Regions from separate parts of the Mus musculus genome. Here regions 2 and 3 are each linked to region 1. Evidence: chromatin loops called from intact Hi-C (ENCODE). Cell type or tissue: left cerebral cortex. All regions are shown on one strand.

Region 1 (5,000 bases):
ACTCTAGCACTGAGGACACTTTATCAGATTATGTTACCTAGTCAGCTCAATTTAGTATTTTTAAGGCATTTATACAAGTTCATTCATTTCAAGATTATATTTTACCATTTACTATTTTCAAGTGATAAGAAAACTCATTTAAAAATGCTAAAGTAAAAAAGAAAAAGCCTTTATTTTTAGGTGCTCATCCAGTCTTCTCAAATAAATTTAATATTTTCACATTTCAACCAACAAACTTTGTTCCATACATTTTGAGAAAGTTAAGTATCCCTAAAATATGATTTAAACTATTATTTATTATTTCTGTGGAAAATAAAATAAATAAACCTAGTATGGTGGTACAGGATTCAAATTCCAGCTCAAAGAACAAGAAGGTGGGGGGCAGGCACTTGGAAGGCAGAAGACAGATCTGTGTTAAGTTCAAGGCCAACCTGATCTACATGGAGTTCCAAAACAATCAGGGTTATATAAGAGAAAACCTGTGAGAGAGAGAGACAGACAGACAGACACAGAGAGACAGGCAGAGAGAGGCAGGCAGGCATATTTCTGTGAGTTCCAGACAGTGAAGGACTCCTTAGAAAAACTGTCTAACCTCAGCACCCCCCCAAAAAAAAGATGCTCACAAATGGGTCTTATTTTAACATAGTGGTATTGTTAAACTGTAAAATCTTTTGCACCTTTAAAAATGTATGTCATTTCCACTATGTAAGGTTATCCTTTTAATATTCAGTGTTTACCGTCTATTTAATAATTTGCCACATAATAAAAATTAATGCAGATAGTTGATTTTATTGTTAGTTTTTGTTTTTGTTTTCTGAGACAGAGTTTCTCTACATAGCCCTTGATGTCCCAGAATCCACTACAGTAGACCAGGCAGGTTTCGATAAAGAATTCCTACTAAGTCAAAAATTTTAATTCCTTCATCCAAAACAAAAGGCGAAAAAGACCTCAGAAAAAGAATGTTTTTAAATAAGATGCAATAAATTGTTTAACTTCTTTCGAAAATATTTCTGATGGGGATTCTAACTTTTCCATCCACTTCAAATTGCTGTCCCACCTAGAATTTTAATACTTGTCCAAACCTGTTAGCTCATGGTCTAATAATAAACCTAATTATACAATCTGTAACAGCCCCTGTCGACCTTTTCCTTAAGAAGTCATAAAGGTGATTTAGCTGACACCTCAAACTCATAGAAATCTATTTCATTTATCAACATTCCGGCTTTCAGAAAGTTTAAAAGGGGGGTGGGGGGAGAGGACTGGCTACAGGTTGAGGAGGGGTGAAGTCGCCTGAACCAAGCCAGGCACACGCTTGGCGTAGGACAGCAGGGCTAACTACCGGTTCATTTCTCTTTAAATCTGGCAGCACGTGGGGCGGCATTGTGAAGGCACCAACCCGCCTCCTCCCTCCCCCCCTTCCACTCCGCACACGTACGCCTCCAGCGCGCATGCTCCGCTCACACAGTCCTAGCAGAGTAGGAGCCAACCCCCTAAAAAGTCAACCTGGAAGCCGCAAACGGCCAGAGGCCGGGACAATGGGGGAGGGGGACAGAGACTCCACGGGGGAGGCACTGAGCCGCCGCCCCTGGCCAGAGCCTAAGGCGGGCCGCAGCCCGGTGGCCGCGAGCCTGCGCGAAGGAGCCCGAGCCGTGCCCACGGAGCACAAAGCCCGGGCCGGCCAGCGAGCCGCTCTCCCCAGCGCCCGCGCCCACCCTCCCCCAGACGGGCGGCGCAGCCCGAGCTCGTGCCAGGCGGAGGCAGGCGAAGCGGAGTCGCGCTCCCCGCCGAGCCCCCCGGTGCCCCGCGTCAGCACCCGGGCCAGCCCCGCCGTCGCTTTTGTTGTCTGCCCTAACTCCGCGAACCCCGCGCTGCCGGGCCAGAAGTTTGGCGCGCCTCCCCTCTCCGGCCCCCGACACGGCTCGGACTCACAGCCGCGCGGGGACCCCGCAAGCTCCCGGGGTCCCCGAGGTTCCGCGGCCTCCGCCGCACCTGAGCCCGGGATCCGCCCCTCAGGGAGGGTCGGCCCGACCGGGACCCACGCCCCTCCCCCGCAACGCCCCAGTGCCGTGGGGGAGGGGGCAGCCGCCCAGGGCGTCCGGCCCGTCCGAGGGCGAGGCTGGGGAGCGTCCCCGCCCCCAACACCCTCCACAGCCGGGCCAGGAGTGTCGCCAGCTCGCCGCGACTCGCGGGCTCCCACCCTCGCGGCCCGCCACCACCCAGCCTCCGAGCGGGCGAGAGGAGGCGAGTGGCTCGGCAGTCCGCGATCGCGGCCCGGCGCCCCGCCGCTCACCTGCCAGCTGTCTTCGCAGTAGCAGCGCCGACTGCAGCTCCGTCATCCTCCCCACCGAGAGCCCGGGCCGCCACCGGGACTTCGACGGACTGGCGACAAGCTCTGCCGGTGCCTGGAGCTAGATGTGTGTTGAGGAACCCGGACCGGAGCGCCGAAGCCGCGGGGAGGCCGGTCTTGGGAGACCCGAGAAGCACCTCGCCGCCTATGCGAGTCCGCTCCGCTCGGCTTTCCTCGCTCAGCGCCTCACGCCCGGAAGGGGAGGGTACCCGGGCCGCCGCGGCGCGCACTGGGACTTCGCTCGCCCGCTTCCCTCCTCTGCCCGCCCGTCGGCCCCACCGGTGCCTTCCCCCGCCACTGCCTCACTGCGCGCAGGGCCGCTCCGCGCAAGCGCGCTGAGCCTGCCTCCTTCAGAAGCAGCACTCCTGCTAGCCCGACCCCTCGGCCCTGCTGCCCCGCCTCCGGCGGTGGAACCCCGCCCACCGCGCGCAGTGGGCTCAGCCCCGCCATCTTGGGAAGGTCCACGCCCGCCCAGCTGCGGAAGCGTCGGCTGGTAGACGCCCCGCGGACGCCATGACAAAGAGGTCGCGGAGGGTCAGGACGCTGCCTCCCGGTATAAGCAGGAGGTCTAAGCGTGATGGGACCAGAAGTGGTAGATGTTGGCGAGGACCCAGCAGCCATCCAACACTACATCGGAGGTGTGCGAATTAGTCATTGTTACAAAGCCGAATTTAGTACTGGTGTGCACCATTTTAAGCAGCCGCAAAATAGAGTGCATGGTGATAATTCATAAAGAATGCACAGAATGGTCCTTGAAATAAAAATGTTATGAGTCTCATAGCAGAAAACGTTTAAGTAAATAGTAAGACTGAGTAAAGTGCAGAGTTGTGATTAGCACAACCTGATAAATGGTTCGGATTCAGGTGGTATTCTCCTGTAATCTCAACACTTGAGGCTGAGGATTAGAAGACCCAGGTCCCCTTCGCTGCACAGTGATACCCAATCTCCGTCTGGGGATGAGGATCCATAATAGATCAGACTCCTCTAGAAAAGGCACCTACTATGTAAAGTCCAAGTGTGAAAGCCGAGATTAGGAAAAGTCAACCTTATCCAACCTCCTTGCCCATTTCCCAGTTGAGTGCTTTGTCAACACTGTAGCAATAAAGAAACAAAAAAGGGAAGGGGGAAAAGTAACATTGACACTCAATTTTGTTTCTTCTTTCTTTCTTTTAAAGATTTATTTACTTATGTATATGACTACACTGTTGTTCTCTTCAGACACACCAAGAGAGGTCATAGGATCCCATTACTGATGGTTGTGAGCCACCATGTTGCTGAGAATTGAACTCAGGACCTTTGGGAAATCAGCCAGTGTTCTTAACCGCTAAGCCATCTCTCCAGCCCCTTGCTTGTTCTTTCAATAAGTGTTTGTTCAATCCCTACTTCCCTGTACCTGGACTGTAGAAAACAAAAACTGTGCATAGGAAATCAGGTCCATTTCTACCCACAAAAGCATGAAGCTTCTGTGAACTCCAAGTAAAGTGAACAAGAGGAGCAGATTCCGTTAGGCATGTAATAAAAATTACTGGGCAAGCAGGCACAAGGCCCTGGCTTACCTCCCTAGCACTGTCCCACCAGACCAAAGAAACAAACATTGAGTGAATCTGCCATTTTGAAATACTGCCCACCTAGGGACTAATCCAGCTTTATGGTTGGGATAGGGGAGGGGTTGGTTTTTTGTAGTTGTTTTGCTTGTTTGTTTGTTTGTTTTGGTTGGTTGGTTTTGGTTTTTTGAGACAGAGTTTCTCTGTATAGCCCTAGCTGTCCTGGAACCCCTCTGCAGACCAGGTTGCAGGTTCGAACTCAAGAGATCTGCCTGCCTCTGTCTGGATTGGAACTAAAACCATGCCCCACCATATCCCTCTGTGGGTTTGTTTTTAAGGATTTTGTTTTAATGGGTATATATATGAGCCGGGGTGAATTTATGTGTACCATGTGTATGCCTGGTACCCAAAATCTGGAAGAGGACATCAGATGCTCTAGAATTGGACCTGCAGAGGGTCTTATGCTACTTACTACACGATTGCTGGAAACCATCCTATCCTATGTGTCCTCTGAAAGAAATTTTCTTTTTTTTTTTAAGATTTATTTATTTTTATTATATGTGAGTACACTGTAACTGTCTTCAGACACTCCAGAAGAGAGTGTCAGATCTCATTACAAATGGTTGTGAGCCACTATGTGGTTGCTGGGAATTGAACTCAGGACCTTTGGAAGAGCAGTCAGTGCTCTTAACCACTGAGCCATCTCTCCAGCCCCGAAAGAAATTTTCTTAATCCTTGGCCATTTCTCCAGCCCCTGTATTTTTGTTTTTAAATACATTCATTATGTAGCAATGAGCTTCACTAAGACATTTTTTGTATATGCACTTTGCTCGTGTTCACACAGATTCTTAATTACCTTCTTGTTCCACATCGCTTTCCCACTGGTTCCCTTCCTCTTCCAAAAAATCATTCCATTCTACTTTCAGCTCTTAATTTTATTGAAACTAAGATTCCACATGTGAGAAAGAAAACACTCATTTGTCTTTGAGTCTGACTTATTTCATTTAGCAAGATGCTGTCTAGGTCCATCCATTTTCTTTCAAGTAACTTTTTCTTTTCTAATGATTTATTTTTAAATTATGGATAAGTGAGTATCTTTGTGGATGTAT
Region 2 (5,000 bases), 410 kb before region 1:
AACTCTTGAGAGCAAGGGTCGAGATGAATTCGCCCAGCACAGCCTGACCTCCTGATGCATGCCCAGCATGTATTTGTTGAAATGAATAATTGGGTCCAGTAACTGGAGGATTGGATCTATAGGGCTGGAGTTCAGGAAAGAGCTGGGCTACAGAGACTCCTCCCCCCACCCCCAGTTTTGAAGATTGAATCCAGGGCTTCTTGCATTCTAAGCAAGGATGCTACTACTGAGCTATACCCCAATATTGAAGAGATGGTTTTGAGAGTCCTTGAGGATCCAGTCATAATTCTAATGGAAAGGCTCAAACAGATCAACTGAAGCAAGGCTGAGAGGATCAGATTAAGATCTAGGCAACAACAACAACAAATCTTACATATATATAAATCTTGAAAAACAGTTCTGGGCTGGTATGATGGCTCTGCTCCACAAAAGCCTTTGAGATGTGGCTCTCTCCACTCCCTGCACCAGGAAGCCCTGGAGATGGCCTTTGACCTCGTGATTCTGAATAGGGGCTGGAACTCCAGTTATCACGTATGCATTCCAGGTTTTGGAATGGAGAAAAATAATGAAGGGTCGATGCTAACTCTTTATTTTATGTGGGTGACTGTTTTGCCTACATGTATGCCTATATGTGCATCTGTGTGTGCTTACGGAGAGTTGTGAGCCACTGTGTGGGTGCTGGGAACTGAATCTGGCTCCCCTGTAAGAACAGCATGTGCTCTCAACCACTGAGCCATCTCTCTACCCCAACAGTAGCTCTTTTAAAGACAGCGCCACGGAACATTCCCTGTGCATCCCACTAACGTGAATTTTGTCACATAACCAGACCAGGTAGCAAGAGCAAGAACATGAAAAGGGGCCGGGCAGTGGTGGTGGATCCCTTTAATCCCAACACTCAGAGGCAGACGCAGGTAGATCTCCAAGTTCAAGGCCAGCCTGGACTATAGAGCGAGTTCCAGAACAGCCAAGGCTACACAGAGAAACGTATCTCGAAACAAAGCAAAGCAAAACAAAACAAAAAAAGGAAAGAAAGGGGAAAAAACCTACCACCACCACCAACAACAAATGCAACCTCCATCATAGGCAGCCAAAAGCCCAACCAAGGAGCAAGGATTATAGCACCAAGAAACCAAGAAGACCCTGTGTGTGTGTGTGTGTGTGTGTGTGTGTGAGTTCCAGAGACAATGTATATCAGGCACTGCCTTGGGCACTTCACATGTATTACCTCAACCCTAGCAGAGGTTGCCACCAGTACCCAGACACACCGAGGAGCCTTGGAGAGAAGCCACTTACCAAAGACACAGGGTGAGCCATATGAGAGCTGTAAGAGGCCTTCTTCCCCTACACTCCATGCCTGCCGGGAAACCAGGAGAGGCTGCACTGGGGTACCACTAGAACGAATCTTTGAAAAACGGTTAAATGCTGGGAGCCAAACAAGATGCAGGACCAAGTGTCCCCGTGGCTTTTACATCAAGGACTCTGCTGGTGACCTTGGCAAGGGCATCTGGAAGGGATGGGGGGTGGAGGCCAGTTACTGAGAAGGGCAAACTGGTCTTTCTGGAAGGGTGGCAACGAGGAGGGAGTAGGCTGCTCTACAGGGCAACATGAGCCAGAGAAGGAGGCAAGAGAGGAAGACGTGCAGAGCACAGGCTAAGAGAGAGGAGGCCGCCTTGGCCTGAGGTACTATTTTTCCTTCCACGCAGGAGGAAAGGAACAGTAGGCACAGACTGTGGAGACTACAAAAGAGGAGGATGGAAGGTTCTTGGCTGGGGAAGCTGGCAGAAGGCCAAGGTCTGAGAGAACAACTGGTCCATGCTGTCCACTCTGCTAGCCGCCACTACATGTAAAATAGCTACATACAGCTATTCTAGTGAATTAAAAGTAAATCAGAACTGGGTATAGTGCCGAGTATCTGTGATCTTAGCATTTGAGAGGCTGAGGCAAGAGGATCATGTGTTTAAAATCATGCCACATAATCATGCCACATAACAAGGCATTGTTTTGTTTTGTTTTGTTGAAACAAAACTAAAAAGTGAAATGACTCCAGGCCCTCACTGGCTACCCTTGGCAAGTGGCCACCATATTGGACAGTACAGATCCATCACTATGAGTAGTTGTGCTGGACAGACTGGTCTAGACAGAGCAGGGGTGGAGGTACTTAGCAGCCCTGGTTGGAGGTGAGCCCAGGCTGGAGGGTGTGCCTATGTGGCCTTCTCTACTCTCCAGCTGCAAGCCTCATGTCCGTGGAAGTGTCCCCAGATCCCTGGGACAACAAGCCCCTCCCTCAACCATGCTCCCTCAAGGCTGCTTCTGGTGTGCTCAACTGCCCCACAGCCAGAAGAACTTGTTCCTTGCTATTGGGAAGAGCACCGGTGCCCTGTCCTGTGCAGAGACAGAGCTCAGGGACTGCTGTAGGCTCACTGGCTCATCTTGGCCCAGGCACCCCTCACCAGCCTTCTCACAGGGATCTCAGCTGTTCAGCGCAGCTGTGCATCTCACAGGCAAGCACACTGAACTTCAGACAGGCTTGAAAGGAAAGCAAAAAACAGCCATTTGTCCTCATTCTTTTTATTGTGTCTCACCCCTTGCCTCCTCAGCCCTCATGTTCCAGCCAAGCTGGGCAGGCCGTGGAAGCTGGGACTGGGCCACAGGCAAGGAGCCAAGATTCATCAGGGTTACTTCTCCACCTGAGGTAGCTGAGTAAGGTTCAGTGGCTAGAAGGGCTGGTCTGGTATGACTCCCTCAGGAAGGAGAGCATCGCCCCATGGGGGTGATACTGTATGGAGACCGTGTGTCCCTGCCTGGGAGTGTAGGTGTGTTCAGATGGCTGTGCCTGCAGCACCCAAGCTGTTCCAACCCACAGAGGGGGTGGAGGGTTGTATGTGTAGAGGGGGTGTGCACATGGGGGTTTGTGATCCCTGTGTGGCACGAGAACAACACTACACACTTGCTGTGGGTGTTTGAGACCCTGCTCAGTGCCTGCACCTGCCAGTTGGGGCTGACCCAAGGCTGATTGGGAGCTTAAGAGTCAGAAAGCTCTAGGATAGCAATTCTTAAGCCTCAGCTACAAAGTGCCCTGTGTTTCTATTTTAGGAGGAGGTGGGGTGCGTATCAGGCACCCGCACTGTTGATGAGCCTCCCAGGGAATTCCTTTGGAACTTCCTACAATGAAAACATCTGTTGCTATCCAGTATGGCAGTCACAGGCCAAAAGTGTCCCCATAACTAGTTCAACCCAGCCATCTTTTTTTATTATATTTTAATTAATTTAAGTTCAAACTGACACATCTGGCTAGTGGCTACCATGTGGAAGAGCCCAAAGCCAGGCAGGTGAGGCTGTGGGGTAGACAGTGGCAGCCTGAGCCATAAGCACGAAGCTAGGGTACTGGTGTGTGAGGAACCCAGCCAGAGGGACCCAGAATAGTGAAAAATTGAGGGGCCATCCCTCAGGAAGGGAAGTGTGGATCTGGACCCAGAGCTCTGGATTCCAATGTCTTGGCTGAACCAGAGGGCAACTGGTATCTGCCTTGCAGGAAAGCCTCTGGCAATGACCTCTGCCCTGGCTCAAAGCCACCAGCCCTTGCTGGAAGCCACACACTGAGTCAAGTCCGGAGCTCAAGATTAAGGTCAGGAGGTCCTCATGTTCTCCTGCAGGCCCAGAGTGGAGCTGGTGGCCGCGGGGTCACGTTCACCCTGTGTATGCAATGTGGGAACGCAAGTCAGGCCCCAGAAGCACTGCCCTGCAGCACCAAGCCCTGCAGGACAGCACCTGCCAACAGGCAGACAAGCTTGAGGTCTTTGAAGGGAGCTCAAGAAGATGAAGCTCACCTACCTCCCCAGGCCCCATGTCCTCCGCATACTTGAACTTCTTCTGCTTGTAGTAGTGCCTCTTAGGCAGGATGTGGAGCAATAAGAGATCACAGAGAACTGTGGCCTGAGGACAAGGAGGGGCAGGGACGGAGAATGGGAATCTGGGGCAGATACAGATCTTCCATGTCCTACAGTGGTCCCCACTGACTGTGGTCCTGGCTAAATCCTGCCACTCTGGACCCTAGTTTCCTGAAGACAGGCTAAGGTGCTGCAAGCCCCTCCTGGGACCCAGTCAGCCCATCCTACCTCTCTCCTGCCTTAACGCTGAGCCTCAGTTTCCCCAGGTACACCGTTTCTCTAGGGTTGGGAAAGCAGCTGCTGTTTCATTCATGAAAGGTAGCTATGGTCACATTTTGGGGTTCTGCTACTGTGTGTAGAAGAGTAGCAGCCAAACTCCAGACAGCAAACATGTATCCCCAGTACTTACCACTCCAAAGATGCCAATCCCAGAGCCGATGGTAGTCATAGTAGGGATGATGTCAAACTTCCCAGCCTGGTTGGGCAGGGCCCAGGGGGAAAGCCAGGTCAACAGAAGGGGCCCAGCTAGGGAAAGTCAAACCTGCCTCCTACAATTCCACACTATTCCTGCTACCAGTGATCCAGGGCTGTGGCTCTCCTGAGAGCCAGCTCCAGGTCAGTAAACCTGAGCTTTGACTCTAACCTTGTTCCCCTCGACCCAAGGAGATGGTAGGAGAGCCATGGCAGTGGCTCAAAGCCTGGCCAGGGTCATCACCTATACCCATGGTCATTAAAAGCAGATCTCTGAATATACCCATCCCATCATATCATCCATAACAATATCATATCATTTCATATCATCCATAACAACAGACATCCAAAGCAGGAAGGTGCCTTGGCAGCCATCCCTTCACATAGGACACTTACCTTGCCATCCACAAGGATATCAAAGCGAATCCCAAACACCTTGAAGAGGTGACGACGGTTTGTCCCATTCTGCACAAAGTGCCTGGCAAATCTGGGGGCGACGGACAGGTAGCGGGAGAAGGTGACAAAGCACATTGTGTGCCTGAGCATTAGGAAGGGACCCTCCAGCATTGCTCAAGGAGAATGGTGAGCCTCCATCCAGAAGAGTTGAATTCAGCCCTTTCTTGACTCCCACCAAACAGAATT
Region 3 (5,000 bases), 83 kb before region 1:
AGTGGAGCATGAAGAAAACACAGATTAGGTTGTACAAAATAGTGTACAAAATGGAAAGAGAAATCCCTTTTAGAGGCTGGGATGGTAGCACACCCCTTTTGTTAAATCCCAAATTCGGGAGACGTCGGAAGGCAGTGTCTCTGTGACTTCCAAACCAGTCCCATTTACCCAGCAAGTTCCAGGTCCACTAGGGCTAAAAGCTAGACTGTGTGTCAAAAAAAATTTAAAAGGAAGGAAAACAGTCTTTTAGAGTAGACTTAAGTGCCTGTATTCAGTCATGTGAGCAGGCATAGGAAAAAGGAAGCTTCCTATCCAAGGCAGACAACTTCCGGAATGCATGGTGTCTCAGGTCCTGCTTGCCATTCCTCAGCACTAATTCCCAAACCTGAACCAAACAGCCAATTACCAGGAACGTTTCCAGAGTATGCTGACAAATAATCTTCAAATTTAATTCCACAAAAATTTGCTATTTTTGTTTATGACTATCTCTGAACAGCAGCTGGCTCTGACAAGCAGCAGCAGAACCAAACCAAACAAAAACACATGCCAACATAAGAAACAAAATATCTTTAGTAATTTTGTTTTTCTTGCCATTCCTCAAATTTTCCTAGTTGAGTTCTGCAACATCATTTTCAACAGTCTTCACTGGGACTTAGGAATCTGGAGTGTAGCTAGGGTAGACTGAGGTCAGAGACTATCATCTCCCGATCACCTCATCCCTCCATCCGATTAATCCTGGAAAAATGTTTGGTTTGTCCTTAAGGTGTATTGTCCTCTGGCTAGATAGATGTTTCTAATCACCTCAAGGCAACCAAAAGTAAACACGCAGTGTACTAACCTTGGCCTGTATGAATTCCCCACAACTGGAACCTGAGCACAAACACAATTAAGTTCTCAATACAACTACGGACTGAGAAACTCCCTCCTCCACGACCTGAAACTTGGTCATGCATTTCCCCAACACGCAGATTCCTTCTTAAAGGCTCTACACTGCTCACGATCTCACATCGTGCCTTCCTGAACCTTCCTCCCAAACCTCGCTGCTGAGCAACAGGTACACAACATTCCGTGGTGTGCAAAATCATCTAGTTCATTTTTTGAACAGGGTTTCATGCACTCCAGGTAGGCTGTGAATGACCCTAAATTCCAGATCCTTCCAAGTGCTGAATGAAGGAACTACAAGCAGGCAGGCATACATCACCACACCCAGCACTTTCAGTCACTTCGCTTTCTCCTCCTCTGTTGGACAATGTTCACCACCTCCAAGGTGTTTAACAGATAGAAAAAGTAAAAATGAAAACAGAATCCAGTCCCAGCCATGAATCTGGCCTCAGTTCACTTAACTATAAAGGGCAAATAACACACCTGGCAGGCCTACTTCGTGTCACTCTTAAACCTAATTCAAATCTGAGAAGACTACACAAACTGTCACACTACCCAAATCTCAGATCAAGAAATGATGAGTTTAATCAACACTTACCAAAAAATACAAACAAAAGACAAAAACAAAATAGGCCAGGTCTAGATCAAGTAAATCTTCAGCCACTCAACAAAGTCCAACAAGAAGTATTTTTCTCCAACAATGGGGTACACAGGAGAAGCACACCGGCCAGGTCTAATATTGTCTGATCACTACTAGGTAACTCACTATCTCAGGGCTTTCACCCCAACTCATACAGTAAAGCTATGGCAAGCAAAGATCCTAACATTATTCCTTAAGGGAGGCTGCACCTGAGAAACCGGATGCCTTTACCTGCAATGTCGTAAAGTACTAAAAAAGAGACGAAGGACTAAAGCAGGAGGTAAAGGAACCGAAGCCTGGCTTTAGCACACCTCTTTCAAGCAGTGTGACCTTGGTCAACTTCCTTACTGAGGAAACATCTCCTTTTGCCCCTTTGTAAACCTCAGAGAATCTGAGCGTGCCCACATTTGCTAGGGCTGCCAAAAAGCTTAAAGACTATTACAGCGCACGCCCAAGAAGCCCGTCGTCCAGCTGCAGTCCCGGCTCTTCCAAGGAAGAGTCCCAAGCTCTTCCGCAGGCAAGAGATGCACCCTTCCGGATGCAGGACCTGCCATGACAGCAGTTTCGATTTCCTAAGGAGAGGGGCACTTCCCTCCCCGTTCCAGCATGGCTGGCACAAGAAGCTCCTCTACAGCTTTCTCGAGTCCCGCGGGTGCATTCGCTCCCAGGACCCGACCCCTTTCTCGTTCTGAGACTACCGGGATCGGGGTTGGGGGCGGGGGGTGACGAGTGAAGACAGACTGCAGGAGGGGCGTTGCCATAGGAACGGCGCTGAGAACCCCGGCCCGGGGAGCCCCGAAACGCTACATAGGAAGGCTCGCGAGACACGTGATGCACCGTACGACCACAGCCGGACAACCCTTCCAGGGGCTTCTGTGCCCGGCCAGTGGTACCCCTATTGCTTCGCGTCTTCCCGTGCCACCCCACAAAAAACCTACCTTCCGCCATGTCGGGCCCGGCCCTGCCTACAGCCTCGCGATAAATGCCGGCGCAAGGGAATCATCAAGTCTCGCGAGAATGGATGGAGGCGTGGCAAAGGGAGGAGCCAGAGCAGACAAGGGGTGAATGAAAGTGGAGCGGGAAGTTGCTCTAGGCGGGAGGTCCGAGTCCCACTTCGTTTTGGAAGGTTTGACAAGCGCGGACTGGGCTATCTCGTACTCCAGGCGATCGTCAGGGTAGAGCAAACATGGACTATTCTGAGGCAGGGACTGCGGATCTTTAAGTTACTTTGTAACCACGTGGGACGCTGTCCTAATACTTAAATGATAGCATTTCTCCAGGGCTTTGGGAATTTTTATGGCTAAAACCAGACAACTTGGGTTATCAAACAGGCAAACACACTGGTTACAAATATAGGGGTCGCAAAAACTGCAAATCTCTATACAATTTTATGTAAGCAAAATTGTGAGATCCCTGAGGTCAAAGTGGCAAAGCCAAATAACACTAGGAGCTAATAACGGTTGACAAGGCCATGGAGAAGGAATTCAGATTGTAAACCAGGAGCTTAAACCTTTTGTGAATGTGAGAATGATTAGATGATTTTTATAATAGCAAAATAGAGGGCTGACAATCCTAGATAGTATGCCTTTTTTGGCTGTGGAGTAGGTAGAGTGGGGAATTGAGACAGGGTTTCTCTACATAATCCTGGCTGTTCTGGAACTTACTATGTAGACCAGGCTGGCCTGACACTGATAAGAGACCCTAGTGCCTCTGCCTGGAGTGCTGCGATTAAAGGCAAGTGCCACCACACTTGACATAAATACTTTTTCTTGGCCCGGGTAACGAATATGTACTTAGCACACCTGAAGCCTCCAGGTCAACAAAGGAGAATAGAAATAATGCATCAACAGTTAAGTAGTGACTTAGAGAACAGTTAAGATTTTAGGAAGATCTGCCACAGTTAAAGAAAGCATTAGAGGGCAATGAAATGGAATAATGAAGGGATTGAGTTCAGATTATAAAAATGTAAGGGCAATGGTTAAAATTTTGAAAAGGGGACGACCCTGGCTGAAAAACACTTAGAAAATGGAAGAGAAGGACACTTAAATACATTAAGGATAATTATGTACTAAAAACTGATGTTCCGATTGTAGCAGACTACAGTAGTGAAGGAAATAACAGGGCAGTGTTAAAGTAGTGGCCCTGGATAAGCGACATGTGATTAAAGAAACAATATTTGTTAGTTTCAATAGAAGTGCCTGAGCTCAAAGCTTCACTGCCTTGCTGAGGATGGTTCATAGGTGTGTCAAATGAGTTTTTGAGATCTTCAGGTGGCTAGATAAACCAGCTTTGAGCATAAACAGACTCTTCTATCCCCTAAAAATACTCAAGCTCCTAACATTAAAACAACTTAACTGGTTGGAAAGTGCTGTCATATCTGACATCTGTTTGCAGCATGTTTTCTCTTTGCCTTGCTTTGCAAGCCCAGCAAACTTAATCTGAGCCAGGTTTTTTGTTTGTTTTTGTTTTCACTTTTTTGGACAAGTCTCATGGAGTACAGACTGGTCTAGAATTACTGGTCCTCCTGCTTTTCCAAATGCTAGGGTCAGAGGTATCCATGGATGGAGGCGTGGCAAAGGGAGGAGCCAGAGCAGACAAGGGGTGAATGAAAGTGGAGCGGGAAGTTGCTCTAGGCGGGAGATCCGAGTCCCACTTCGTTTTGGAAGGTTTGACAAGGCTCCAACTTGTTTCTAGTTGAGATACTCTTGCCCTGGATTATCCTAAAAATTTGGCCAGATCCTTTATGATGCACAGATACCAAAATCTACTATCAAGAAACTTGCTTAATAAAAACATGGTTTCTAGTATTGTGAAGAATGAGATTTTGTGAGCATTCAAGTACTGTATTTCTTTTATAGGTTATGTGTGAAAGTGTAGCATGTTTGTGGAGGCCAGAGGTCAAGGTACCTTGCTCATTTGTAGTTCACTCATTTTTCTGAGAGCGTCTGTAGCCTCAGCTGTCCTGGAATTCCTGCTGTGGACCAGGCTGGCCTCAAACACAAGAGATTCACTCGCCTCTGCCTCTGGAGTGCTAGGATTAAAGGTGGTACACCCCAACACACCCAGCTCACTGTATTTTTTTGATAGTTTTTCACTAAAACTGGAGCTCAAATATATGGATTGACAGACCAAGAAATGCCTTCTGAATCTGCCTCTCCAGCACTGGAATTTAGATAAGCATTGCTGCGCTGGATGGAGATCTGAACTCAGGTCCTCATGCTTACATGGTAAAAACTTTACCAAGCGGAGCCATCTCCCCAGCCCTTCGTGTGTTTGTGGTGCTAGCTGGGGCTTTAAATACTTGGCAAGCCCTTTGACACTGGGATAACACCCTCACTCAGCCTCTCGATTAGATTCTGCTGCAGGAAGTCATTCTTCTTGTCTAGAACTTTCTGTGCATGTGTCTGGCTATTGAAAGCTGTTTAATTTACTTCCCTTATGTGAACAGGATTCAAGTCTGTGATCGTGTCACTAATGG

The links. Peaks named below come from ENCODE experiments on the same cell type or tissue, not always from the same donor. Only the 100,000 strongest peaks of a DNase experiment are listed, where the experiment ranks them.
Region 2: it touches region 1 in a loop (4-fold over the local background); 2 of 42 quality-filtered maps call a loop at or near these places.
Region 3: a loop joins it to region 1, with 3 times the contacts of the local background. A loop is called at or near these places in 10 of 42 quality-filtered maps.

Annotation. Positions count from the first base shown.
Region 1 is chr11:72,604,926-72,609,925 of GRCm38, reverse strand. Ube2g1 (ubiquitin-conjugating enzyme E2G 1) reads right to left here and starts at 2,665. Exons shown (of 6, transcript NM_025985.4): 1 at 2,291-2,665. The coding sequence starts at 2,336. It overlaps Gm51906 (a long non-coding RNA gene), which reads left to right and starts at 2,763. Exons shown (of 4, transcript XR_003949712.1): 1 at 2,763-2,985. In left cerebral cortex, a CTCF peak has its summit at 2,689; DNase peaks (open chromatin) are centred at 1,422, 2,174 and 2,749; H3K4me3 peaks cover 2,671 bases; H3K27ac peaks cover 2,113 bases.
Region 2 is chr11:73,012,753-73,017,752 of GRCm38, reverse strand. It overlaps P2rx1 (purinergic receptor P2X, ligand-gated ion channel, 1), which reads right to left. Exons shown (of 12, transcript NM_008771.3): 9 at 4,755-4,845; 10 at 4,297-4,362; 11 at 3,832-3,933; 12 at 2,556-3,692. The coding sequence ends at 3,627. It overlaps 4732414G09Rik (RIKEN cDNA 4732414G09 gene), which reads left to right. Exons shown (of 3, transcript NR_152202.1): 2 at 1,240-1,305; 3 at 1,704-1,897. It also overlaps a transcript of Camkk1 not described here. Among named protein-coding and RNA genes, the nearest start is that of 4732414G09Rik, 3.6 kb to the left of the region's middle. In left cerebral cortex, no CTCF peak of the experiment used is centred here; DNase peaks (open chromatin) are centred at 1,753, 2,519 and 2,797; H3K27ac peaks cover 2,233 bases.
Region 3 is chr11:72,687,495-72,692,494 of GRCm38, reverse strand. Ankfy1 (ankyrin repeat and FYVE domain containing 1) reads right to left here and starts at 2,493. Exons shown (of 25, transcript NM_009671.5): 1 at 2,461-2,493. The coding sequence starts at 2,470. In left cerebral cortex, no CTCF peak of the experiment used is centred here; DNase peaks (open chromatin) are centred at 2,289 and 2,512; H3K4me3 peaks cover 2,014 bases; H3K27ac peaks cover 998 bases.